2 separate regions of the Mus musculus genome follow, and region 2 is linked to region 1. A link is a loop called in an ENCODE intact Hi-C map of the cell type or tissue named here. Cell type or tissue: heart. All regions are shown on one strand. Links, peaks and the distances in the headings refer to the core of each region. The heading gives the core; the rest is flanking DNA. Region 1 overlaps Hltf (helicase-like transcription factor). Region 2 has its middle 23 kb from the start of Gm31320.

The links. Hi-C counts contacts between places; a loop is a spot of excess contacts. Peaks named below come from ENCODE experiments on the same cell type or tissue, not always from the same donor. Only the 100,000 strongest peaks of a DNase experiment are listed, where the experiment ranks them.
Region 2: it touches region 1 in a loop (2.8-fold over the local background); 8 of 42 quality-filtered maps call a loop at or near these places.

The regions. Positions count from the first base shown.
Region 1 is chr3:20,078,857-20,089,232 of GRCm38, reverse strand. It overlaps Hltf (helicase-like transcription factor), which reads right to left. Exons shown (of 25, transcript NM_009210.3): 11 at 6,402-6,481; 12 at 6,278-6,322; 13 at 5,403-5,483; 14 at 3,040-3,137. Among named protein-coding and RNA genes, the nearest start is that of Hltf, 26 kb to the right of the region's middle. In heart, for the core only: no CTCF peak of the experiment used is centred there; no DNase peak of the experiment used is centred there; H3K4me3 peaks cover 289 bases; H3K27ac peaks cover 2,324 bases.
Region 2 is chr3:20,194,183-20,204,558 of GRCm38, reverse strand. No RefSeq gene overlaps it. Among named protein-coding and RNA genes, the nearest start is that of Gm31320, 23 kb to the left of the region's middle. In heart, for the core only: a CTCF peak has its summit at 5,444 (motif pointing right); no DNase peak of the experiment used is centred there; H3K27ac peaks cover 543 bases.

The DNA of each region.
Region 1 (10,376 bases), core at 4,333-8,332:
TAACATAAGCACTGGCATTCAGGTGCAAGGAAGAGGAATATATATACATATTTGTTATAAATAGACAATATATACTGCTCGGAATAAGTCTTTAAAGATATTTGTTTTAACGAGAACATGTACAGTGAGACAACACAGTGGTTAGGGATCCAGCCTGCCAACACTGAATCACTCTATGCAATTAATGGAGGAATGAATGGCAGAGCTGGGATAAAGTTAGGTTATTCCACAGGGTGTTGCACTTTACTAATCCTGGGTCTTTTCATAATTAACTGGGTTTTTCTTTTAAGATCACTATGTAACCAAGATGGCCTCAAAACTCTCAAGCTCCTGAGAGTAATTTTCTATGAACAAGAAGCAAAGCAAAAGCAATGCAGTGGTAGCCAGAGTCCCAAGACACAGAGAGAAGATGAAAAGTCACATGAACACCCACAGAAGACAAGGAGTAGAAAGAGCTAGGGTAGTAAAGCGGTGAGTGCTCACCTGTAGCTCACACACACTCTCCATACAGTGACCCCAAGGATGAAAATAAATACTCCCCAGAGGAGGGGACACCTGGAGGGCATGGAGTTTCCATAGCAAATGAGAATAAGCACTAGATTACAGTAGACTGAAAAGGAAACGCGCATAAAATAGAAAAGACAAAAAATGCAAAGGTAGAGCAAAATCTGAAGTAAAAATAACAGAATTTTTAAGTAGTCTGGTAGAGAAGAAATCCAGTTAAGGAGAAATTTTTAATTAAAAAATCTGAATCAAATGGGTGGCAATGAAATGGAACAATGGCTATTTCCTGAAGGATAAGGCATAGAATGAAAGAAAGTCAACGTTTCTGGCTAAGGAACAACAGGTCTCTACACTGTGTGTGCCATGTAGTCTATCAACAGAGGACAAAAGAAGTGCTTTGGAATGCACTTAAATCATTTGTCTAAATATCTAAAACTAATTAATGGTGTTTGTGTAACTGGTATTTAAAATCTTTTCCTTTAATTTGATTTTTTTTCTTACTTGCAAACAAAAAAGGGATGCTGGAGCAATGGCTCACAAGTTAAGAGCAACTTGCTGTTCTTGCTGTGGACCTGAGTTTGGTTCCCAACATACACACAATAGTTAACATTAGTCTGTAACTCCAGTTCCAGAGGATAAAATACCCTTTCATGGTCTTTATGAACACCCTCAAGTCCATGAACACACACACACACACACACACACTCAGTAAAAATATAGATTTTTTTTTTAAAGTGAGAGATCTTTGTTATTTTTAACTTTCTAATCTTCTCCTAGGAATGGTAGGTGATTAACAAGGAAGGCAGAAACTGTATGTTGTTGGGAGAATGAAGCACTGTTTACCATGAGCCTCTGCAACAACGGTTCTGAACTAATGGATCTTGACCCCTTTGGGGACTGAAGGACCCTTTCAGAGGGGTTGCCCACGACCAATGAGAAGCACAGATATTTACATTACGATTCATAACAGTAGCAAAATTATAGCTATAACGTAGGAACAAAAATAACTTTATGGTTGGGGTCACTACAACATAAGGTACTGCTGTGGTCATAGCATTAGGAAGCTGAGAACCAGTGCTCTGTGTGCTCAAATGCCCACTATGCCTTTACAGTTTCGCATAATTTTATTTGCCAAGGTTTCCTTTTCTAAGTTTATATTACTCAAAGTTTTTAAATATAAAGCTATAGTAAAATACTGATTATTCATTTTTTTATATTTATCTAAACATATTTATTCATCATGTATTTATTTATTTATTCTTTCTTCATTTATTTTTTATTTATGGTGCTGGCCACACTGGGCAAGCAGTCTACTAAAGATCTATGCCCCTTGATAGAGAGGAAAAAAAAATAACATGAAGAAGAAACGCATTAAGCCAATGCCTAAAAACAGTAAAAAAAAAAAAATCAAGAAAAAAAAAAAGATGAATATAGAGTCAACAAGAGGACAGTGGGTATAACAAGTTACTAGGTGTCTCTCCCAATGCAATTCTGACAGCTGAAAACAGAAGCCAATTCGGGGAGTAAGAGCTTAAGAGAAATTATCAGCGAAGGGCTACACCAGGGACGGAATACATAAGAGCAACAATTTCAGTGGGAAACCTAATTAAATGACGTATTTAAAATGAGCAACTGAATATTTTTCATGAAGAAACCCAGTGGGATCAGACTGAATAACTAAGAGAAAGGAGAAAATCGAAAAAGGAAATGGGAAAAATGGAATAAGACATAAAAATTAAGGCAACAGTTTTACAAAGAGCAGGACTTCCTCTTCCTGAGAGAGGGCAGATCAGGAGGGGACAGCTATCCTTGAAGGCAGCAAGAATGAAAGGACACATCCAGTGGTCTTTATGTTTAAATGCTTCCAAAATAATATTTCATTATAAAACAAAGCTTGAGGTTCAAATTAGAAGGGACATAGAAGCAGGCTGTTCCTTACACAGAACATACAAGAATGCAATGTTCTTCAAAAAGGAAAAACAATTCGCGGGGGGGGGGGGGGGGGGGGGGGGGGGAGACACGCTTTTCTAGTTGGTTACCTTACAACAAGAACTACAGGGTCAAAGGTTGGTGACCACATTCAAGCTCTCTCTTGGCTGGATGGCCCTAATCAAGTAAATTAACCTCTCTGTTTCAATTTGGTCACTTAGAAACTGAGAATGGTAACAATTAAGTGAGAAAAATCTATGAGAAGAAATGAAGGACAAACCAAGCAAGCACATGTGATGTTATAAACAGTTATAGAAGTTGCTATCAGTGGAATTCTCATAATTCCCAAACTCAGTAGAATGGGAGTGTTAAATTAGAAATATGGTCCTCTTGGGGGAAACAAAAATGGCAGAAGCAGAAGTACAAATTAAACCCTATGTCAGCAATTAAGTTAATCAAATAAGCCTTCAAAAAAAAGGTAATTACTTCAACAAATATAATTCGTTTAACATATATGAAAATGAATGCCACATATACGTATAGCACCATGTTCTTACAGACAAACATGTTAACATCCCACTTTAAGCTGAAAGGCTTTAGACTTACAATCCAGTTGCTGAGCACAGAGAGTGGACAGATGATCAGTGTTGCTCTTGTCCTCTCTCCAGTGTCACATGCCTCTGAGCACTCCATCATAGACATGCCTAAAAGAACAAGACATTGACAGACTTGTTCGTAGACCTGCTTTTTAAAATCCTGAACTATACATCTCAATAAGGTCTCAGCAATCATCATCTACACAGAAAGAAATCCAGAAGAATTTTATGGGCTGAAGGTGGGGATGCGAATGCTGGTATTTGCCTTTAATCCCAGCACACAGAAAGCAGAGGCAGGCAGATTTTTGTGAGTTCAAGACTATCCTGGTCTACAGACCTGAGTTCCAAGATAGCCAGGTCTACTTGACTCAGCTGTAAACTCTCATACTTCCCAAGCTGTGTGTTTGCCTTAGCTTCCTGCCCTACTTGCAGGTTTCTCTGTCACCATGGCTAAGAGCAGTAAGAAGTAACCATAACATAGACTAAGTGCTATCCTGTGTTGAAATTCCTGTGCTAAACAACTAGTCAACCAACGCTTTTTAATTCAGGACCACTCAAATGATCAAGACATACACAGAATTCAGCAGGTTTTTTGCCAGATTAAAACATAATAGGCTCCTAGCCCAAGAAAGTTTCCTGAAACCTGACAAGCTAAGTCCCTACTATCCACATTTCTCTCAGCATTCTGATCTTCCAAATTCCCACCAGAACAGCCCAATAGTCTCTTGTCTATAGGGCATCTACAGACTACAGCCTACAGCTCTAAAATCTTTCACATTCTACCTGCAAACCAATGCTAAATGCTTACAAACCACTGTTAGGCTTATCACAGCAACAGTGCCATTGCTCAATACCAATTTCCTGTTAGTCTTTGTGTCAAAATACCTGACAAGAGCAAGTTTAAAAAGTAAAGGCAAGGATTGACTTTGGCTCACAAACTGAGAACATAGCCTGTAGTGGATGGAAAAATCACAGCACCAAGAGCATTAAGCAGCTGGTCACACACAATATCCACATCCACATGGGGGGGGGTGGGTATGGGGAACCTTTGGGATAGCATTGAAAATGTAAACGAGGAAAATACCTAATTAAAAAAAAAGAAGTACACAGAAATTCATGTTGGTGCTCAGCTAACTTCTTCAAGTGCTGACAGTCCATGGAATGGGACTGTGTATACTCAAGGTGGATTTTACCTCTCCAGTTAAATATATTTAATTTATTTTTTAATTATCTGTGTGCAGATGATATGTGTCTGTGTCTGTGTGAGTGCCTACAGAGGCTAGAAGTAGTTGGATGCCCTAGAGTTGGGATTACAAGCATGTGAGCTATCCAAGTCAGCTGCGGGGAAATGAATCTGGAGCCTCTAGAAGAGTGGTGTGTGCTCTTAGCCCCTAAGCCACCCAGTTCCAAAATATATCATTTTTAAACAGGCTACATTCAATTCTACTTTTATGCACATCATACTGCTTTATTGTCTTTGTATCATTTAACATCTAAAGTCTCTTAATTATTCATTGCATCCCTTGTGACTACTCAATTAGCCATCGAAATAAGATCTTGTGCTACAAATGGAGACCATAGCACAGAAATACAATTCTCTCAGATTGAATCCTTAATTCAATCTCTTTCCATCATACTCAGAAGCAACTATGACATTAAGAAAAGTTAATCTTAATCCCAGTAAAAACTATATCTTTATTTAAATTTATCCAAGTCAAGCTTTGAACCAATCATAAATGACTTTGTTGATTTACAAGAATAAATAGCTCTTGGATTTGAGAGAGCACTCTTCCCATTACACCTTGACCCTTTCTAAAACAAATACTGTGAGAAAGGCATGGAGAAAGCTACACCAGCTTTCTTCCTTTTCAATATTTTCCAAATTTTTCATAGTATATCAGGGTTTCTATTAATCAGGGTTTCTATTCCTGCACAAACATCATGACCAAGAAGCAAGTTGGGGAGGAAAGGGTTTATTTGGCTTACACTTCCATACTGCTGTTCATCACCAAAGGAAGTCAGGACTGGAACTCAAGCAGGTCAGAAAGCAGGAGCTGATGCAGAGGCCATGGAGGGATGTTCTTTACTGGCTTGCTTCCACTGGCTTGCTCAGCCTGCTCTCTTATAGAACCAAGATTAGCAGCCCAGAGATGGTCCCACCCACAAGGGGCCATTCCCCCTTGATCACTAACCGAGAAAATGCCTTACAGTTGGATCTCATGGAGGTATTTCCTCAACGGAAGCTCCTTTCTCTGTGATAACTCCAGCTGTGTCAAGTTGACACAAAACTAGCCAGTACAGTATATTTGATATTGTTATTTAAATTCTTTTCATTACAAATAGGAGGGGGAGTAGAAAACTAGACGTACTGACCTTTTTTCAACATTTTCCTTTGTGTTGCAGAGGCAAAAAAAGTAAGTGCAAATTTTGAATCTTCCTTAACCTTAGATGATCCTGATAAGAAAAATCACTAATAAATCATTAAAATTCTTCACTGTGCCTCCTTAGGAACTTTCTATATTCTGTAACTTGAGACGTTATATTATTAAATAAAAATAGTGTTTGGTAAACAACATTGGCACTTATGACATTAAGTATACCTCTATAGCTCAGAGAAATGATGCACTCATGAACCAACTATGACTTCACTTAAACGAAGTGAAAGCAGAAGATGGAGTGCGTCTCCCCCAGTGTGAAGCTGTTGGTATCATAGGTAAGTGAGGAGCTATTGTCTAAACATAATCCACATTCTCAGCTAACAGAAAGACAGGACGATTTGAAACAGGGATATAAAGCGTGTTTCAAAGATGAAGGAAATCAACAGTATTCATTCTTTAATATGTGCATAATGTGAATGCTGCCAAGAAGATACTCCAAATCTGTTCACTACTGTGTGTGTTGGTGGGTGGGGGTGGGCTGGGCTGGAGGGGGTGTATATGTATGTAAAAATACAAAGTTTGATTCAAGTTATTTTATAAGTAACAGAAAATGACTTTTGCTTAAAGTTTACTTAAATTTTCTATCCTAGATTTTTTAATTGAAATTATTCATTGAGTTTGCATTATTTAATTTATCTAAAACATATGGTAAGTTCATGAGAAGGTCAAATGCAGGAAAGAGTTCAAAAGCAGCTGCATTTGATAATTATTGCTAAAGTCGACCGATTAAGATGTCAATTGATGAGGTTTTATTTTAATAATCTTTACATGCAGATTATAAAAGTCTGAGAAGGGGTAATATGTACTTACCTTTTACTCTACTTTTAGTATTTAACTGTACATTTTTCAGCTTGCCTAAAATAAAACAAAAATATCAAATGGGCACATCAGAATATTAGAATACACGACAGAGTGTCAAATCAAATCATATTACCTTTCATTTTCTGGGGCAGTTCGCTTGTCTCGATTTCCTCTGAATCACTACTTTCAATGTACTGTACAGAAATTTTTCTTCTGAAATTGAAAATTTCAAAATAAAATATAATAAAGCAAGATGCTTATTAAATGCAATACAGAAGTTGTTTAAGTACAATTTGCTTTTTAAAAACATTTTTCAAAAAGTCTTTTTTTGCCAAGCAAATGACAAATCTGCTAAAAGCTTTTGGTTTTATGAGCAGACAGCTACACTTATAATCTAGTACCACCATGCCTACGTTTGAGAAGGTATGCCTAGAGTTCAGTGCTCATTTGTTCAACTAAAACACTGATGTAACATTAAAACCAACAAAACCTAGCAATATGGAAGACAGTAGGTGACAAGTCCATGCAGACTGTTAAGTTCACAGGACATAAAGCAGGGACTGTGAGAGCCTCTGTCGTGTGAGGGGAGTGATGACAGGCAAGCACTAGCTTCCGCAGAGAAGAAAGAAACACTGAATAGTCAGCCCAGGAATGTCTACAACTGATTCTAAAAATACTCAAGGCCCAACTGGGGCATACTCTACTGCTAAAGGAAGACTGAGAAAAACCAGAGAGAATGAGAAGCTCAGCTTAGGACAAAGAAGAGTTTCAGGTAGCCCTACTCTCAGTTCAAGGTTATTAATTTATAAGGCAGAAAAGGAAGGGAAGGCAGGCAGGCATCTGTAAAGCCAATGTGAAGAGCATCTGTGCAAATCCTCAGACAGAGTCAGGGGCCAAGTCCAAAGACAAAACAAAAAATAAGGCAAACACTGAAAGTACAGGCAATACCAGACTTATCATTGAGAAGTTTACAGTTCAACGAGACAGAGATGTGAAGACCCATATTCCACATTCATATTTCTCAGTATTTGGCTGTAGCACATACAAGTCATTTAAAAAGACCTATGCTGAGATAGCAGCTTGGGCAGATCGACAGGTAAACATCTTCTCTGCATCACCCAGAACAGGTGTAAGGGAACTATCATCAGTCCTAGAACGCAGAACACTCCTAACAGGGGGTGGCTGTTGGGGAAACTTTGATGAGGAGCACACAGTATTCTAAGTGGTAGACACAGGGTCTGGATCATGGACTAGAGTAAGTCTTACTAGTTCCCAAGTAGTAGGATGTATAGTATCAAGAACTTTAAACAATGCCCACAAAGCAGCCTCCAGATGCAAGGCAAACAACAGAAGGATCAGCTAACCCAGGAAACAGAATCACAAAGCCACTTCTATCCCCAGAAAGCCCCAGCCCAAATAGAGAAGCAAGCATGGGCCAGTGTAGAGATCGGATAATTACTTACACACATGGAAGTGTTAGTTCAGACATATACCATCGTGCACTCAGGGATGTGAGCACATAGAGAAAATACCTGTATATACTAAAGTGACGTCATGGCATGCAGCACGTGACTGCAAAGAGTCATCAAGAGAACATACACAAATGGCTTTAGAGGAATAAGCAGATTCACTGGGCCTGCCCCGGCCTTGTCAACACGCAGTCATAACTCGTGGGGTCCAATTCCTCCCCGCTGAATTAGTGGGAGAGAGAGTTTGATTGTGTACCTACTTATACACCTACCAAGTTCCAACCAGTGCTTCAAACTCAAAGATGGTACAGGGTACAAAGATGGCCCTGCTTAAACTTAATGGATCACAAAATAAAACAAAAAATCATGAATGTAGGAAAAAGATTCTTGGGCAACTGGGATGTTAGCAGGAATGGGAGAGAAAGTGAGGCAAAAAAAAAAAAGCAATGAGAATGTAATTTTCATACATATATGTACATATATATATGTATGTATTATGAAATTGTCAATGACCAATTTCAATTGTTAAAAACTAATAAGGTGAATAGTAGCTAAGAATGACAGCATTGATTTCTGGCCTCTATTCTCATTCTCTCTCTCTCTCTCTCCCTCTCTCTCTCTCTCTCTCTCCCCCCTCTCTCACTCACTCACTCACACACACACACACACACACACACACACATGTGCACAAATCTGTAACATACACAAGTAGATACATAGAAAGGTGAACAAATACACACACACAAGAAAGGAAAGAGGAAGGAGAAAGAGAAGTAGTGTCCAGAGCAGCAGGAGCAGCCACGATGAAGAGAAAGGCTCCCAGGGGCACAGTCAGCCCAAGGCTGGTGAAACGTCCTGTCAGCCTGACACTGGGATTGCTTGAACTATGTGTGTTTCTTCAGCCCTTTCTGTTTTCATTCCTGCTTTAATTGAAGCTACCCCATCTCCAATTCCTTCATTGTTCACTCTTCTGTGTTAATCACCAGTCTCACTCAGAAGATTACTTTTCATTCCAACTCTAAGTGACTAATATCTTAGTATACAATGCATCCTATTCTGCAAAATTATTGGAGTTAAAAGGGGTTATTTTTTATTGATATTACTGTATTTTTCACTGTAAGCCTATCCATCAGTTGAGAGTGCATCTATAGTTCATATTCTAGCCTAAGAGTAATGCTGGAGACAGTAGCTGCTCCCTCAGCAAAAGCTTGGTGGGAAGGAATGGCACAAACAAACAAACAAACAAACAAAGACCACAGCTTAATCCAACTGTCCACTTGACCTACTTGACCACTGCAAATACTTCAACTGAAACAGTATGATCAAGCCAATGACCTTGCATAAATCCTATGCCGAAATGCAAACAATCAAAGAAAGATATCTTCAAAACTATCAACTCCATAGCAATGGGTCCCAATGCAAGGGAGTTAGAATGAACTCTAAGACAAAAGATGCAAAAGAATGACTATCAAAAGCATTCAGTGAAGTGGGGGGACCCTCTAGAAAGTATCAGGGTCCTTAGATGAAATGCCCAACAGTGGGGAGAGGGAACTCAAAGAGTCCACCTCCAGTAGATAGACAGTACCTCAAGTGGAATGGTGGGGTTGCCGTCCCACAGTCAACATTTCTGACCCAGAAGTGTTCCTGTCTAAAAGAACTACTGGGACAAAAATGGAGAAGAGACTGAGGGAAAGGCAGTCCAATGACGGGCCAACTAGGGATCCATCTCATGGAGGCACACTATTACTGATGCTATGGTGTACATTGTATACACACCCAACCAATAGATACTTACACCTAGCCATGGGTCTGAAGTCAGGGTTGATTAGGGGAAGGACGGGAGAAGCTGAAGAGGATGGCATCCCCATAGGAAGACCAGCAATCTCAACTAACCAGGACCCCTGGGAGCTCCTAGACACTGAGCCACTAGCCACTAACCAGGAAGCATACCATGGCCTGGTCTAAGCTCCCCCCACCCTCTACCCCACTAACACCCCCCCCACGCCCCGTTCTGAGAGGCCCCAGGGAGAGAAGAGGCCTGGCAGGGAAGGAGGCAGGGGGAAGGAAGAATGGGATGAGGAACTGTGGGAGGGGGGAAAAAGAAGGGGGGACAATGGCTGGACTGTAAATAAAATAATAAATAAAAAACAAAACAAAACAAAATCAGTGAAACAAAAACATTCAATGAAGTTAAAAGACAATGTGAAAAAGCTTCCAAATAAGCTCAAAGAGAATATAAAGAGTAGACTGAAATCAAGTCAATACAGAGCATGAAAGAACGATTCAATGCATAAAAATACTGAAAAAAACTCAACCCAAATAAAAACGTCAATAAATCCAACCAAAAGCTTGCTGGAAAGCCCCTCCAACAGATCTTGTGAAGACAGAGTACAAGGGCTTTAGAACAAAATAGACAAATCAGAACAGTCAGAAAATGAATGGAAAAAATAGTAAGAATGAACACACATCGTCTATGATACACCATGAAAAGACCATTATCTACACAGTATGAAAAAAGACAAAAGAAATTCATTTTGAAGGCACAGAAAATAAAATCCTAACAGAAATGCCAACCCCATACAGAGAAGACATTTAGAATACCACACAAGAGAAAGGAACACCTCCATGGCATGCTGCAG
Region 2 (10,376 bases), core at 3,125-7,124, 120 kb before region 1:
CTTGTTCAACTTCCTTTCTTATACAACTCAGAACAGCCTACCCAGGAGTAACACCAGCCACAGTGGTCTTAGCCCTTCCATGTCAGTCACTAAAAAACACAATGATCCTATAGACCTGCCTACAGACCAATTTGATGGAGTCATTTTCTCAATTCAGGTTCCCTCTTCTCAAATGACTCAAGTTGTGCCAAGTTGACAAAAACTAGTAAAATAAAAATCACTGTCCAGGGACACAGAGCTGGAAACTTCAGTGACTGTCAACATCCCCAAGAAACACCACATCCGCTACCACCCACAATCCTCAGGAAAGACTGAAAGAGCCAAGGGACTCATTAAAATAGCAGTTTACTAAGCTTTCTAGAGCTCAGAGGACCCAACTGCTCCTTAGTCTACCGCACTCTCTCCAGGGAACTAGGTATTCCTCAGGGAGTTATCTCCCAAGCCTCTAGAACCTCAGTGGTAAGGACCCTTCACTGTGATCTTCACCATGCTGCCAGCTGTGACATCAGTGTTGGTATCAACTCTCCATACTCAAGAGAGCACCTATGCAAGATGAATGGTCTGTACAACAGCTGAGACCTTCTACCCTCTGGTTCTGTAGTAAGCCCCAAATAAGGGGTCAGGATGGCCAAACCAGGGCACCTCCCTCCTCAATTGGTGCCAGTGTCCCTTTTCCCAGTTACTCCCCCTGATAATAGGTCTCCTCATTCTCATTTGCCTATCTTTTCCTTTTATTCCCCTGCCTCCCCAGCCTTCTCCAAAAGCAGATTTAAGAGGTCTCCTAGCTATAATAGTTAACCAGATGCCACTTCACCTAAGTCTCCCCTGAGCACTGATCCACCAACTCCCAACTCCCTGACTTCATGCCATCCCTTTTCAGCAGGAAGTAGCCAAATATGAACCTGTGCCGATACACCCAAAGAGGTCGGGATGTTCTGTTGGAGGCTCTGGCTTGCCCACCCCCACCCCCATATGCTCTAACAAATGCCATTTCTCCCTCTCTCTCTAACTTTGCCCACTTGGAAAGCCTCTGAACAGAAAAGACACAAAAAAGCCTAACCCCACATTCCTGACAGCTGTCACAAACCCCCTCACCTAAAGTTACCAGTCACCCAAGCCCCTGTCCCCAACCACAGTCTATAAAAACCTTATGCCATAGTCTTCCTGGAATCTTTTGCCTGTCTAGTCCCCTGAGACAGGTGAACTCTCCCAGGAGCCCATACTCAAATAAATGTGCCTTTTCTACTTTTAATTCAGCTAAATTGGCTTATTTCTTTGGCAGAGAAACCCCATCAGGAAACAGCCTTGAACTCACTGGCACAGGAAAAGACTTCTGAACAGAACACCATTAGCACAAGAGCTCATATCAACAATTAATAAACAAATGGGAACTCATGACTGGAGAATCTTCTAGCAAAGAACACCATCACTCTGACAAAGTGGCAGCCTACAGAATGGGAAAATAGTTTTTTAGCCAATTCCATATCAGATAGAGGGCTAATATCCAAAAATATATAAATAACTTAAGACTCTAGATAGCAAGAAAACAAATAACCCAGGTTTTTTTTTAATGTGGTACCTATCTAAACAGAAATCTCAATAAACAAAACTCAAATAACTGAGAAACACACAAGAAACGTGTGCCATCCTTAGCCACCAGGGAAATGCAAGTCAAAACTACTTTAAGATTGTGTCTTACACCTGCTAGAATGGCTAGTAACAGCAAAAAAAAAGTGACAGCGTATGCCGGTGACAATGTGGAATAAAAACTCATTGGGTGCTAGAAGGAGTGCAAATTCATAAGACACTATGGACATCAGTGTGGATATTCCTCAGGACACTGGGAATCGATCTACCTTAAAATCCAACTATACTACTCTTGGTCATATACCCAAGAGATGCTTCCTATCAGTAAGACACTTGCTCAATCATGATCCTTGCTGCTCTATTCATCATAGTCAGAAACTGGAAACCACACAGATGTCTCTCAACAGAAGGGGTAAAGAAAATGTGACATATTTACACAACGTAGTATACTCAGCCATTTAAAAAAGATGAAATGATGAAAGTTGAAGGCAAATGGATGGATCTACGGGGGAAAAGCCTCATAAGTAAGCGATCCCTGACTCAGAAAGATAAATATTTGCTTATATGTGGATATTAGCTGTGAAGTCAATGATAGTCAAGCTACAATCCACAGAAATACAGAAGGTAAGGAGTTAGGGATGAGAGGGGACAGATGGGTCTTGTTAGGAAAGAGATAGAATAGATAGCTATGGAAGGGTTGAGTCTGAACGGGAACATGAAGTGGGGAGGAGGTTGATGAAGAGAATATGGGCCCTCCCTCCCCCACATACCTATCCTGATAGAAAGCTATGAAGGCTCTCTATAATTCCTTTCCTATCATTTCCCTGTATTCCTACACTAGGCTCAGCTGTAGGATCTTGCTATAGTTTAAGCCTCCATCTTCCTTTCCCGAATTTCCCCTATTACCAGTTTGCACCAAGATGGGGCTTCAGATATGCATTGCTTTTTCTGTTTTAATTATAGTTTTCTAATTTAAAACAATTTTATATTTAAATAACTTTTAATAATGGTTTTCTCTCTCTCAGGTCCTTTCACTGTCTTTCCCCTCCCTACCTACCCAACTTTAAATTCTTTCTCAAAAAAACCAAGACAAAACAAAACAAAATCACAATACAATTACAAGCCCCAAACTCCCAAAACAAAACAAAAAAAGTCTCCAAATAACCCATCAATCTGTAAACAAATAGAAGTAAAACAACACACCCACACACAGAAAGCTGTGGCGTCCATTTTATATGTTGGCCAACTACTCCTGAACATGCAGCCAGTCCTTGAGTGGTTGATATACCCAGTGTTGCTCTACTGGAGAAAACTGACTTTACTTCTCCCAGCAGGTATAAGTGACAGATCCGTTGTTAATCTTTACCCTTGTGGCTACGTTTTCATTCATTCATTCATTCATTCATTCATTCATTCATTCACTCATTCACCCATTTAAAAGATATAATAAAATAAAATATAATAAGATAAAGCAAAACCCATCACATCAAAGTTGGACAAGACAAACATACAGAAGGAAAAGATCAAGAAAAGGCACAACAAACAGAGACCCACTGGTTCACATTCAGGAATCCATAAAAACAGTAAACTAGAAGCTACAGTCCGGACTCAGAGGACTTGGTGCAGGCCCGTGCATGCCCTATGCATGACAGTTCAGTCTTTGCGAGTTCATATGAGCTTTGCTCGTGTTGATTTAGAGGGCCTTGGTGTTTAGTGTCTTCCACCCTCTCTGGGGTTACACTCTTTTTGCCTCCTCTTCCACAGGATTCCCTCATCTCTGAGGGGAGGGATTTTATGCCAACATCCTATTTAGGATTGAGTGTTCCAATATTTCTTACTTTCTGCATATTGTCGGACTATGAATCCCTGTATTTGTTCCCATCTACTTCAGGAGGAAGCTTCTCTGATGGTGATGGTTGAACAAGGCACTGATCTATGAGTACAGTGGGATATCATCAAGAGTCACTTTATCACGATATTTTTGTTTGTTTGGTTTTTTTTAGACCAATATTTAGACTGCTTCAGTTCCGGTCCTGACTTCCTTTGGTGACGAACAGCAATTTGGAAGTTAGCTGACTAGACTTTTCATTCCCAACTTGCTTTTTGGTCATGGTGTTTTGTTCCAGCCAGAAAAGACGTGCTGATTTCCTCTCTTGTGTATTCTCTATAATTGGGACCAATTAATTACCAAAGCCTTAATAAATGAGATTATCTTGGCCTTGTATAATACCACTGGCAATTGAAGTCATTTGTTTTAAAATAAATAGGCAATAACTGGCAATTTGTGCTTCAGAATTATCCTGCAGCTGGATCTGTTTTATCAAAGGTAAAAAGAAATCAAATGGGCTTTGTACCTTAGCCTTTTCTCAGACCTTTGAGTGCTTAAAACCAAACTTGAAGAATAAACATAGCAAAAACATAAGAGGTAAAAGGACAAACACTTTGGAGGCTCTTACTCCCAGTTAAACTAGGCCCAGGACATAAATCGGTAACCTGTTGTCTTGCTCAGAGAGACTGTGAAGACCCAGATGTTGAAACATAACCAGTATATATTCTATAAACCAGAGTCAACACGGGAAAAAAAATGTCCTCAATAATTCATTCCAAAGAATTCACATTGTAATGTGTCTTAGAGTTTTCCTGCTGTGAACAGACACCATGACCAAGGCAACTCTTATAAGAATAACATTTAATTGGGGCTGCTTATAGGTTCAGAGGTTCAGTCCATTGTCAAGGTGGGAACATGGCAGCATGCAGGCAGGCATGGTGCAGGAGGAGCTGAGAGTTCTACATCTTCATCTGAAAGCTGCTAGCAGAATACTGGCTCTCAGGCAGCTAGGATGTCGGTATAAAAGCTCACACCCACAAGGCTGCACCTACTCCAACAGGGCCACACCTCCCGACAGGCTACTCCCTGGGCCAAGCATATGCAAACCATGACATAATGGGTTGGTCTTGTAATGCTGTGTATTCTCATGCTCAATGCTGGTTCCCAAGATCTGGTTCTCCCCAGTGAGGAGTTCCTCGGGGATGAGGAGATCTTTACGTATATCAAATGATGCTTCAGATCTTTGCTCCAGAATCCTAAAAGGCCTTCCATTAGGTCTTCCCGTATAACAAAGAAATAAGAAGTGACCGTTTCCAGAAAGGAAGTCATATAAAACTACCCTTGAGAATGAACTCTCTTAAGAGAGAGATTGTTATCCTCTCTCTCTTAATATACATTTTTATATGTAAATATATATACATTTTGCACAGTTTTACACTTTTTGGGGAAGATTCCATTGCCTGCTTTTCCAGGGGACCCAGGTTCTATTCTCAGCGCCCACCTGCAGCTCACCACCCTCTGTAACCACAGTTCCTCTTCCGGTGTCTGTGGCACTGCACGACATGGTGTATGTTCATGCAGGCCAAACATACATACATAAAATATAAGTGTTAAGTAAAGACAGCTCTTGCCTCACAAGCAGCACTGTTGTACTTAATATCCTAGCCATTGCCAGTTCTGTCCGTTGGCATCAGCCTGTGCACCTCCCATGCCAGGGCCTTTATTAAAAATTCTTTCTGTCTCTGCCAGCACACAAAGCAAAGGAAAAGGATCTTCGCTGCTCTTAACTTCCACGTTCATAGACCAGACTCGCAAATACCCACAGAAGTTACATTCAAAGTGAGACTAGTATTTTATTATGGTTAAGCTGAAATAACAAAATACTATAGACAGCAAAAAATTATTTTCTCACTTCTACCAGACCAGGGTCTCACTCGCATGACCCCACTGCATCTTTAGAGACTTTATCCCCAAACTCAGCAAATCACTCAGTCACGCCTTGGTGGGAATAGCGTCCAACAGTGGCAGATCTGAACCACAAGGTGGCGCTGCTACTCAACTCCTAAACCTTGTCAGGCCCGTTTTGTTTTGTATTATTTTGTTTTGTTTTGTTTTGTTGTTTTGTTGTTGTTGTTGTTTTTGTTTGTTTGTTTGTTTGTTTTTTTTTTTTTTTTTTTTTGCTAAAACCTTCAGAATTTGAGAGAAGCTAAAAAGCTGGATGAATTTTTTTTTTTTTTTTTGAGTGATCATCGCTTTCCCAATGAAAAAGATAGGTAAAACTGAAGACGGGGACCATGTGGTTCTACAAAGACTTTCATCTGCATAAGAAAAAGATGGAATCTTTCATAAAGAAAATACAAGGATTCTGTGACATCCACTTCATACCGGACTCATATGAAACCCCCAAATTACCTGTATAATATGCTCAAGATTGAAAGATTGTCATCAGCCAGTTTGTCCAGTGCATACTTTGCAGTTATATAACACTAAGGCTGAGTTTTCTCTGGTCTATTAAGACAGGTGAGGAAGATAGTAAGACCACAGTTACATGTATAAACAAACCTGTAATTTATACAGTGTATTTATAGGCACAGTAATGAGCTGACTTCTCCAGACAACTAGCCTCCACAGCTAGCCTTCATGGTGACTTGCATTGCCTTGGTGTCTAGGTTAATGGGAAACAAGGATGAACTCCATCCCACCTGGATCTCTAGCCCACTGGTCTGCGAGAGAACCCAGGCAGTAGATCTCTAGACCGTCCTCCCTCAGCCTCAGAGGCCCCCTGGGCTTGGACACCTTGTGGAGACAAGCATGGAACAATTACTGTTAGAAATGCCCATGGACAAAGACAATGAGATCCAGAGACTCACCTAAGTTCCCTCCGTTTATGTTATGGTCAAACATCTAATCACCTTTCTTCATACACTGGCTCCCGTTTCTTTCTCCCCCGCAGGAGGAGGCTTGTTGCCACATGACAAGCTTTCTTCATAGCTTCACCCTTGACTATGATTTCCAAGCAAAAGTCTGTGGCCTATTTCTTGTGCCAATTCCCGTTGTCATGTGACTCATGTGAGGGCTTCGGACGTTTCCACCGAGCCGGTGGATTTTAGATAAGGAACTACAAGCACGAGCACTTCCCTTTCAGTTAAAATCCACTCCGCCTGGCTGATGGCATTTGCTTGGTTTTGATCATCTCCCTTCTACTCTGTCACCTCCCAAGATTTATTTCCTTGCCAAATATCTCTAAATTTTCTTGTTTGAGTTACTCATATTGCTTCTTGAACCAGAAAAAAACTAAGTTCAAATTTCAGATCTGCCAACTTGCATCAATTGTATAAAGAATTAATTTATGCCATACACAACAGCTTCTAAACACAGGCTGAGTTTCTGGCCAGGAAAAGCATTCTTATCTTAAAAGAAGAGTAATCTTCTCAAACAGGTTCCTCGTGGCTCGTCAGATTTCTTTTATGGGGGAGACATCAGCAACCTAGAATATTGTAGTGAATGCAGACCAGAAATTAACTGAGTTACTATGTTTCTAAAACACACTCAGGGTGTTGCCTCCTGTGGCCTGGTCCTTTCTGATCAAGCTCTTCTTCCAACAAATCTAAACATGGTCCCATGCCCTGTACCAATTACATCCCTCCTCTCACCCTCCTCTCGTATCAAATCAAAACCACTGGTCTCAGGGACCTATCTCCTAGTCCTTCTGGATTGTAATAGCCTTCGCCTACCTAAATGAAGATCTGTGACATGCTGAGCTGTCAGGTAATCTCAGTGACTGAATTCTGGTCCCTGACCTGGGGTGTCTAAGGTCTGACACGGTCACCTCTAACCTGAGTAATCCATAGACTCACATAGGAGCTAGATCTTAGGATAGGTTTGCATGCGGACGAGGTCTTCTCCTCCATCTCACTTTAACTACCTTGTCCCATCTATCATCTATTTGGGAGAACACAGGATATTTGAGCATACTCCAGAGTCAGACATCATGGCACTACCTGCAATCTAAACAGTGCGAATGATAAGGAGAAATCACTTTTCTATCAATTCAACACTAGGCTGGGAAAACTAACAATAAACCTTTAAAAAAAAAAGGCATTAAAGACAAGTGAGGGAACCAGGTCACCTCTCCAGTCTACAGAATAAAAAGAAAAAAAAATCAGTATTAAATCCAGTGTCTGAATGGTGGAGAACCCTTGCTCATTCTCAAAAACTAAGTACAGCTAGAGACACAAAATTAGGATCTACACCTGCTAAGGATGTTCATCAACAGTCTCCATAGAATTACAGGGCAGATTTGTTGTGACAAGACCCTTTGACAAAAAGTGTGACCTTACGTTAGTACAAACATGAGACGTCTTTAGAGTAGACTCAAAGAGCAGCCTGAGCATGACACAAAATTAGAAGATGAGATGAAAAGTGATGATCAGGGAGAAGCCAATCAGAATTGTGAGAATCAGAACAGTACCTAGAAATAGTACCTAGAACAGTACCTAGAAATAGTACCTAGAAATAGTACCTACAACAGTACCTAGAAATAGTACCTAGAACAGTGCCTAGAAATAGTACCTAGAACAGTATCTAGAAATAGTACCTAGAACAGTACCTAGAAATAGTTCCTACAACAGTACCTAGAACAGTACCTAGAAATAGTACCTACAACAGTACCTAGAAATAGTACCTAGAACAGTGCCTAGAAATAGTACCTAGAAACGGGAAAAATAAATGTTGATTTTTTACTATCACTTTGTTCTGTACTCTGCCCACAACTTTAATTTTATGATTCTGGATATTGGTAAATTAAAAGTCAACACATCAGTACTAACCATTCAAAATGCAATAGACAGGCTAATGCCAATGCTGGATTGCCTTGACTGGTTTTAAATTGTGTTGTGCTTCCCATGGCTTCCCCTCATCTGTTATAAAGGAGGTTCAAAGCAGACAATTGAGCTTAGAATTTACTTCTGATTCTAACAAGATGTGATCCTTCAGTCACTCAATGTCTTGGATTTATTCTAGAAGTACTCACTTGACTTCAGAGTGTTCTAACAGGGTAGCATAAGTTCAAAGCACCTGGAAACCAAACTGGAAGACAATTGCAAAGCTCTGAGAGTGTTGCTCTCCCCTGGCTTACTTACGAAAATAACGATCAGCAATGATCTTAGTGACGATCTAGAGAAATGCAATGAGAAGCCTCTTAGGACAGTTTGATTTGATGATTAGACCATGTCTGGAGAACTCAGTGCTGGCTCCTCTGACCACCTGCCAATATTTTGCTTGTATTGTTTATACTGACCTGTTATACTAAATCCACAGCATCTATTACGCAAGAGTTGTTACAAATAAAAGTAGTTGTAGATTTTTGTGTAGATTGCATATGTGCGTATGTGCACATATGTGCACATTTAAGTGTACAGGTAAACATGTGTGCGTGGTACATTGGTGCCTGTGGATATAGTGGCCAAAGGAAAGCTTCACGTGTTATTCCTTAGAAAAAAAGTTGTCCAAACACAGTTCTGAAGACAGAACCTCCTCGCTCATTGTCTGGAAGCTCACCATGTAGGCTAAGTTGCTAGCCAGTAAGCCCTAGAGACCAGCCAACCCCACCTCTGCTGCCAGAGCCCACTGGGTCCTGCTTTTCTTATGTAAATCCTGGGAAAACTCAGGTGGGTAGTTTATCTCCCCAGCCCTGAGCAGATTCTTATGTCAAAAACAACCAGGGAAAAAAGAAAATGATTAGAATTCAATGATATTGATTAAATGTAAGTTCCTAAAGTGTACATTTTATGATGTTAGCTCATTGAATTCACCACTATTATGTAAATTAGACAGGGGAGAGCAGACAGAGATTTTCATAAATTACCTTTTCAGATTACACACAGTTTTATGCTTAACAGTACATATGGAGCCTGTGTTGAAAGGCATGAAACATTTGATTTCAATTTTTCAGAAAATGAGTGTTGTTTACTTTCAGACGACCTGATAAAGAAATACCCCAAACCGCATGATTTCATGAATTCCTAAAGTCAGGGACAAGAAGACATGGGCGGCTCTTGGAGCTGCTGGCTAAGCCAAACCTATCTATACTTCCTGGTCTTTCTATACAACATACTTTCAACTGTGCACAAACTGCCAAAAAAACCCAAACCAAACCAAACCAAACCAAACAAACAAACAAAAACCCTATTCTAATCTAATCAGGAAACAGCACAAATTTAAATTTCTCACAAGTGCATTTTTTTTAGGACACACATTTACAATCACCAACTATTTTTTTTAAGGAATGTAGCAAAAATATCTTTTGCTTCTCAGAAATATTATGAAATCACTAATTCTTCCAAGTCACATTTTTAGACTATCTATACAAGGTCAAGAGAAAAGGGTATCGGCTGTAACACTATACAACTTATGTATTCCATTGTTAAGCTATGCAAAGTAAGCTATGCTTCTAACATTTAAATAGACATCTGAATATTTTGACTTTGAACCAAAATAAGCCAATTGTATATACATCTAAATTAGCTTTTTTATTTAAAAGTTGAGTAATTCTTAAAAGAATAATTCATTTTCTCATTGCAAAAACAAAACAAAAAACAAAAAAAAACAAATTCTTTGGGAGGAGGTCATCTCAAATAGCAATTTTTAAATTTTTTTCTTTTATTGGACATTTTCTTTATTTACATTTTATAAATGTTATTCCCTCTCCAGGTTTCCCCTCTGAAAAATCCCTATCCCATCCTCCTCTTCCTGCCTCTATGAGGGTGCTCCCCCTTCCCATTCCTGCCTTCCTTCCCTGGCACTCCTCTACACTAGGGCATCAAACCTCCACAGGACCAAGGGCCGCTCCTCCCACTGATGTCCAACAAGGCCATCATTTGCCACATACCAGGCCCAAGCCATGGATCCACCCCCCATGTGTATTCTTTGGTTGGTGGTCCAGTCCTCAGGAGCTCCGGGG